Regions from separate parts of the Homo sapiens genome. Here region 2 is linked to region 1. A link is a loop called in an ENCODE intact Hi-C map of the cell type or tissue named here. Cell type or tissue: Caco-2. All regions are shown on one strand. Each heading gives the region's core, and the rest is flanking DNA. Links, peaks and the distances in the headings are about the cores only.

Evidence for each region. Peaks named below come from ENCODE experiments on the same cell type or tissue, not always from the same donor. Only the 100,000 strongest peaks of a DNase experiment are listed, where the experiment ranks them.
Region 2: a loop joins it to region 1, with 5 times the contacts of the local background. A loop is called at or near these places in 8 of 110 quality-filtered maps.

What each region holds. Positions count from the first base shown.
Region 1 is chr11:101,973,058-101,975,988 of GRCh38, reverse strand. The region is part of intron 6 of CEP126 (centrosomal protein 126); the gene reads right to left. Among named protein-coding and RNA genes, the nearest start is that of ANGPTL5, 58 kb to the right of the region's middle. In Caco-2, for the core only: a CTCF peak has its summit at 1,481; no DNase peak of the experiment used is centred there.
Region 2 is chr11:101,865,550-101,868,480 of GRCh38, reverse strand. No RefSeq gene overlaps it. Among named protein-coding and RNA genes, the nearest start is that of CEP126, 48 kb to the left of the region's middle. In Caco-2, for the core only: no CTCF peak of the experiment used is centred there; a DNase peak (open chromatin) is centred at 1,670.

The sequences.
Region 1 (2,931 bases), core at 243-2,742:
TCCATCAATGGTAGATTGGATAAAAATGTGGTACGTATACAACATGGAGTACTATGCAGCCATAAAAAAGATCATGTCCTTTGCAGCAACATGAATGGAGCTGGAGGCCATTATTCTAAGCAGACTAACACAAGAACATAAGGAAACCAAATACTGCATGTTCTCACTTATAAGTGGGAGCTAAACTTTGAGTACATATGGTCATAAAGAAGGGAACAACAGACACTGGGGCCTATTTCAGGGTGCAGGGTGGGAGGACAGTGAGGACTGGAAAACTACCTACCAGGTACTATGCTTACTTCCTGGGAGACAAAATAATCTGTACACCAAAACCTAGTGACATGCAATTTACCTATATAACAAACATGCACATATACTTCTGAACCGAAAATAAAAGTTAAGAAAAGAAACAACAACAAAAAAGAAATTAAGGCAGGAGGGAGGATAAGTAACTTGCCCAAGGTCACAGAGCCAGTAAGGGGCAAAGCTGGGATTCAGCTCCAATTAGTTGGGCTCTAAAATCTAAACTTCTAGCTCTTACACATATGCTAGTAATTTTCATTCTGATTGATTGTGTCTCACAGAAATAAATATATTTTGCATTGTGACCTTGGAGACATATGTAGTTTTATAAAATATATTTATCCTCACAACGTATGATACCGTCTGGTAGTTTCCATTCTAGAATATTCTAATTCTAAAATTAGACTTCATTTAAAAAATACTGGTTACCAGTCGTTGATTTCACAATTGACGAACGAGTCATGTCCCACAGTTTAAAAAGCACTGTATTATGCTTATTTCCACCTGTATCAATATGCTAAATGCTATATATGCAAAATGTTATAGTTTCCACCAAGATAATTTTGGCAGCAATACAGTTTCTATGTTGTTTTCTATTCTTGGAATTTTCTTCCTCTAAATCTTGAGAAGTCCTCATCTTTATCTAAAAAGCTTTAAACACCTTGCATAAAAATTTCCTTGTTCACTTAACTGCTGTGTCAGGGTTTTATCTCATCCCTCAGTTTGCTCATCAATTTTCTGAAGTCACTTTTGTACTTCTTGATTGCATTATTTATCTTTGTGCTTTATTGTTCTTTGTAGTTTTGTGGATTGTAGATTATTGATCGCAGTTAAAGACACAGTATATACTTAAAACTGTTTATGTATTTTTCTATTCACATACATGTGCTTAAATATTACCTAACAATTAATACAAAAGCTGAGAACCTTGCTATTTTTGCAAAAATAATGTAGCTTGCACTGGTATCTCTGGCCAAATTCCTAGTTTCATATGAAAATTCTAGATAGGATAGTTTCACTACCAAACTCAAAATAAAGCTACTAATCTTCAATAAAGCATTATATTTAAAAAAATCTGTAGTATTCTTAATCATAAACACATGAAAAAATACCGGAGACATTCTCAAAATTATAGTTTTGGAAAAAATCTTAGGAGCCACTACCTCATGGGGGCATCCTCTTCCTTTGCTGGATAGCTCAAATCCTTCCTTATGCTGAGCTGAAAACCTCTCTGCAATTTTTACCCTTTCATTTCAGTTCTGTTTACTCCTTCTTCTTTGTCATAAGCCTTCAAATATTTGTACATAGCTATCATATCTCTTAGGCTTGTGTTTCTTTAACTGACTTTTAGACTGAACCTCTCCTCTCATAGCCCCGGGGAATCCCAGTTTGTTTATAATTCCTTAAAATATATATTATAAAATGACACAGAGTATAGCAGTACTTCTAAAGATCTGCTTGTTACTGCCTAAAATTATTGTCCAAAATTATAGTGACCTTGTAACAGCTATGGTAAACCTTTTTTGCTTTGTGTGTGTGTGTGTGTTTAACAAAGAAGAGTTATCAAAACAGGTATCTGCCTTCTTAGAAGTGTAAAACTGATTTAAAAAAGACTAAATACATACCAGCAACCATAAAGGAACTGACCACATTGAGAAAAACTTTTAGTCATTAGAAAGAGTAAAAATACCAATCACAAATTGGCAGAAAATAATTATAACACATATAATCTATATTGGATCTGTATATACAATATGTAAAAAACTTCCATCAATAAGAAATTTAAAAAAATAGAAAAATAGGCAATGACAAGAGCAGACATTTCACAGGAGAATGCAAATGATGCATAAACATATAAAATGTTCAACTAATTAGTAATGAGGACAATATAAGTTATCATAATTAGAAACTTTTCAAGGAATACATTTGCATTTTTATTATATTCAGTTTCCAGACAAATAGGGCTAAAGTTTTTCTATGCCTTTTTATTAAAACCTAATTTATTGCTTTTTAAAAAAAATTTTAAGTTTTAGGATACATGTACAGGATGTGTAGGTTTGTTACACAGATAGATGTGTGCCATGGTGGTTTGCTGCACCTATCAACCCATCACCTAGGTATTAAGCCCCGGATGCATTAGCTATTTGTCCTGATGCTCTCCCCTCCCCACTCCAAGACTCTAGTGTGTGTTATTCCCCTCCCTGTGTCCACGTGTTCTCATTGTTCAGTTCCCATTTATAAGTGAGAACATGCGGTGTTTGATTTTCTGTTCCTGTGTTAGTTTGCTGAGGATAATGGCTTCAAGCTTCATCCATGTCCTTGCAAAGGACATGATCTCGTTCCTTTTTATGGCTGCATAGTATTCCATGGTGTATATGTACCACATAATTAGAAACCATTTTATACTGTATGACTGAAAAACATTAAAAAGTTTATCAGACTTTTAGTGAAGATGTAGTAAAGGGAAATTTCATATATTACTCTGGAAAACATTTTGGATTACCTAGTAAAGTTGAAAATACACATCCCATATGGCTCAGCAACATGTGCATCAGTAGATGTCCAAAGCTGTTCTTGGAAGAATTATTCATAAAAGGAGGAAACTAGAAGCAACCCAAATGTCCAGTG
Region 2 (2,931 bases), core at 206-2,705, 110 kb after region 1:
TTCCTGTCTGGGAGATTCTTGCAAGTGTTACGTATTTCAGCTCACCTTAGGTGGTTCTCCCTCCACCAACTCCAGATTTTTATTGCCCACTTAAATGCCTCATCAGCTTCAATTCTCTCTGGCTTAATTTGTGTGTAGGGGTTGAAATTATTTTCCAGCTTCAGAAGACCTGCCTCAGGAGTTTCCCTTGTAAACCTTGCTTATTTTATAAGCAAATGAGAAAGACAAATTGCTGGCTGAATTCATGGGTCTTAAGCTTAATAGCTCCTTGTAGGGAAGTACAGAATACGGCCAGGGGTGGGAGGGAGGTGAGTGACTAATACAACCCCTGTGTAGTCTTTGTTAGGAAGAAGATTAGAGAACCTAGAGCCAGGATATTGTTGAAATGCTCTAGGGTGGTGGCAATCCACACTGTTCAACTGGTTATACTTTGGGTAGAAAGGATGACAGAATAAATGAGAGTGGATGACCAGTCTGGTTAAATAGCAACCAGAAGAAGTGGGTCTGGCGATTAAGTTCAAAGAATGGTGCCTTTCTCTTGGTACCTTCTTGATAGTGTGAGCTCAAGCAAAGCATGGGAAAACATCTAAGCCATGAAGGTATGGATCCATGTGGCTCTGATATCTTTTTAGTGGTGGAATTTGGAGAAATTTGAACACTTGTGCTACAGAGATATGACTATGTATGAGGATGGCTCTGGTCATCCCGACATTTCTCTACCCACATATTAACCCCAAACATTTCTTTACCCATATATTAACAGGAGATATTTGTGATGAATTTGCCAAAGTACCTGAGGAGATCATCAGAATCTCTGACTTAGACCTATGGTCTAGATAATGTGGGGTGGGGTGGTACTCAAGAGTCGATTACTAGATTCTGGGGTTTGTTTCTTGACCCTCAATTTCAGGCATCATTGAGAAAGTTCTTGAGCAGCAGAAGCTTCTTTTTCACAAATATAACTCTTGTATCCTTGTCTGTGGAATGCAACGATTTTCGTGGTTTGGGTTGGACAACCAGATTGGATTTCTATGTTTGGGAACAGGCAGTATTCTCTCTGCCATCTCTACTCATGAACAGCTGCTGGGTATATTGGCGCTGTCCCACAGGTGGGACTAATTTTGCTTATATTTGCTCACAGGGTTTTGAGAGTCTCATTTGAATATAATTACTGAGATTGCTGCTCCTTTACTTTTTATAAAAAAGATCTGCAGTATGGAATGCATTACTCATGAAAAGAGATTGCATTAGGCTGGATAATTGAAAGACTAACAAGGCCTCGAAGAGCATATTCAATAAAGGCAGAGGATACAGTAAAGCAGGAACAAGAGATTGCAAGAAAGCATCAGAGGTCCAAGAAACTTCCAAGCGCAGCTCCCCAGTGTCTTTCTTATTTGCATCAGGATATGCAATGTTTCCAAATTGAATTACCAAGAATTGTGTGATGATAAATCTTTGTTTTGGGAAAGGTACTTAAACATTTCCAACAGGGTCTTTTATATCCTCTTGGTCACATAGCCAAGCCAGGATATCCAACTGATTATACTGGGTATAAGCCATCAATAAACAAACTGGTTCTGACTGCCACCAGGAGAATTTGAACTTTAATCATCACATCATTAATCATTAGCTCACTATTCTTGTCTTGGCTGAGTCAGGGCCAGAGTCCCAAGAATTCCTGAAGATTAGCAAAGAGTTGTCCTGGTCAAGCTCTAAGGTACCTATCTTGCACAATCTACCCTCTGACACTTAGTCACACCTTTTAAAATACATGTGTATTACTGGTTCTTTTTCCTGAAACTTTGACTATTCATAGAAAAAAGAGAAAGGGCATTTTCCAAAGAAATAACTCTCTCCCAATGAAGTATAAGTGTTTTAAAGAAACATTTCAGTTTACCAATTTTCCAGCATAAACATGTGCAACCATTACAATGGTTTTACACCTTTTCACTACTGAAATTTCTGGGGAGGAGGGTGTTGCTTTTATAAACATTGAGATATAACTTACACACCATAAAGTTCACCCTTTTAGTGTATGTAGTTCAGTGATTTTTGGCATATTCACAAGATTGTGAATCCATCACAACTATTTAATTGCAGAATATTTTTATCACTCCCTAAAGGAATCCCATACCCATTGTCAGTAACTCCCTTCCCTCCAACTTCTGCAAGCGCAAATCTAGTTTCTGTGTCTATGGAATTGCCTATTATGAACATTTTATATGAGTGGGCTATATGATACGTGGCTTTTTGTGACTGGCTTCTTTCACTTAGAACAAAGTTTTAAAGGTTCATCCATGTTGTAAGGATGTATTGGTACCTCATTCTCTTTTTAAAAACTTTATTGAGATATAATTAACATACCATTCAATTTACAGATATAAAGAGTACAATTCAATAGCTTTTTGTATATTTAAAGTGCAACTATCACAACAACCAATTTTAGAATATTTTAATTGTCTTTGAGTGTATCCTGGTTGGAGTTTCTTGAGCTTCTTGGACATGTAAATTAATATTTTAAAATTAAATTTGGAAGTTTTTGCTCATCATTATTACTTTTTTGAGATGGAGTTTCACTCTGTTGCCCAAGCTGCTGGAGTGCAGTGGCAGGATCTTGGCTCACTTCAACCTCCACCTTCCAGTTTCAAGCAATTCTCCTGCTTCAGCCTCACCAGTAGCTGGGATTACAAGCTCCCACCACCAGGCCTGGCTAAGTATTTTTAGTAGAGATGGGGTTTCGCCATGTTGGCCAGGCTGGTCTCGAACTCCTGACCTCAAGTGATCTGCCTGCCTTGGCCTCCCAGAGGGAGGGATTACTGGGATTACAGGCATGAGCCACCATGCCGGGCTGGTCATTATTTTTTAAAATATTTTTTCTGCTCCTTTCTAGCCTCTCTTGGATTTTCATTATGTGTATGTTGGTAATTTACT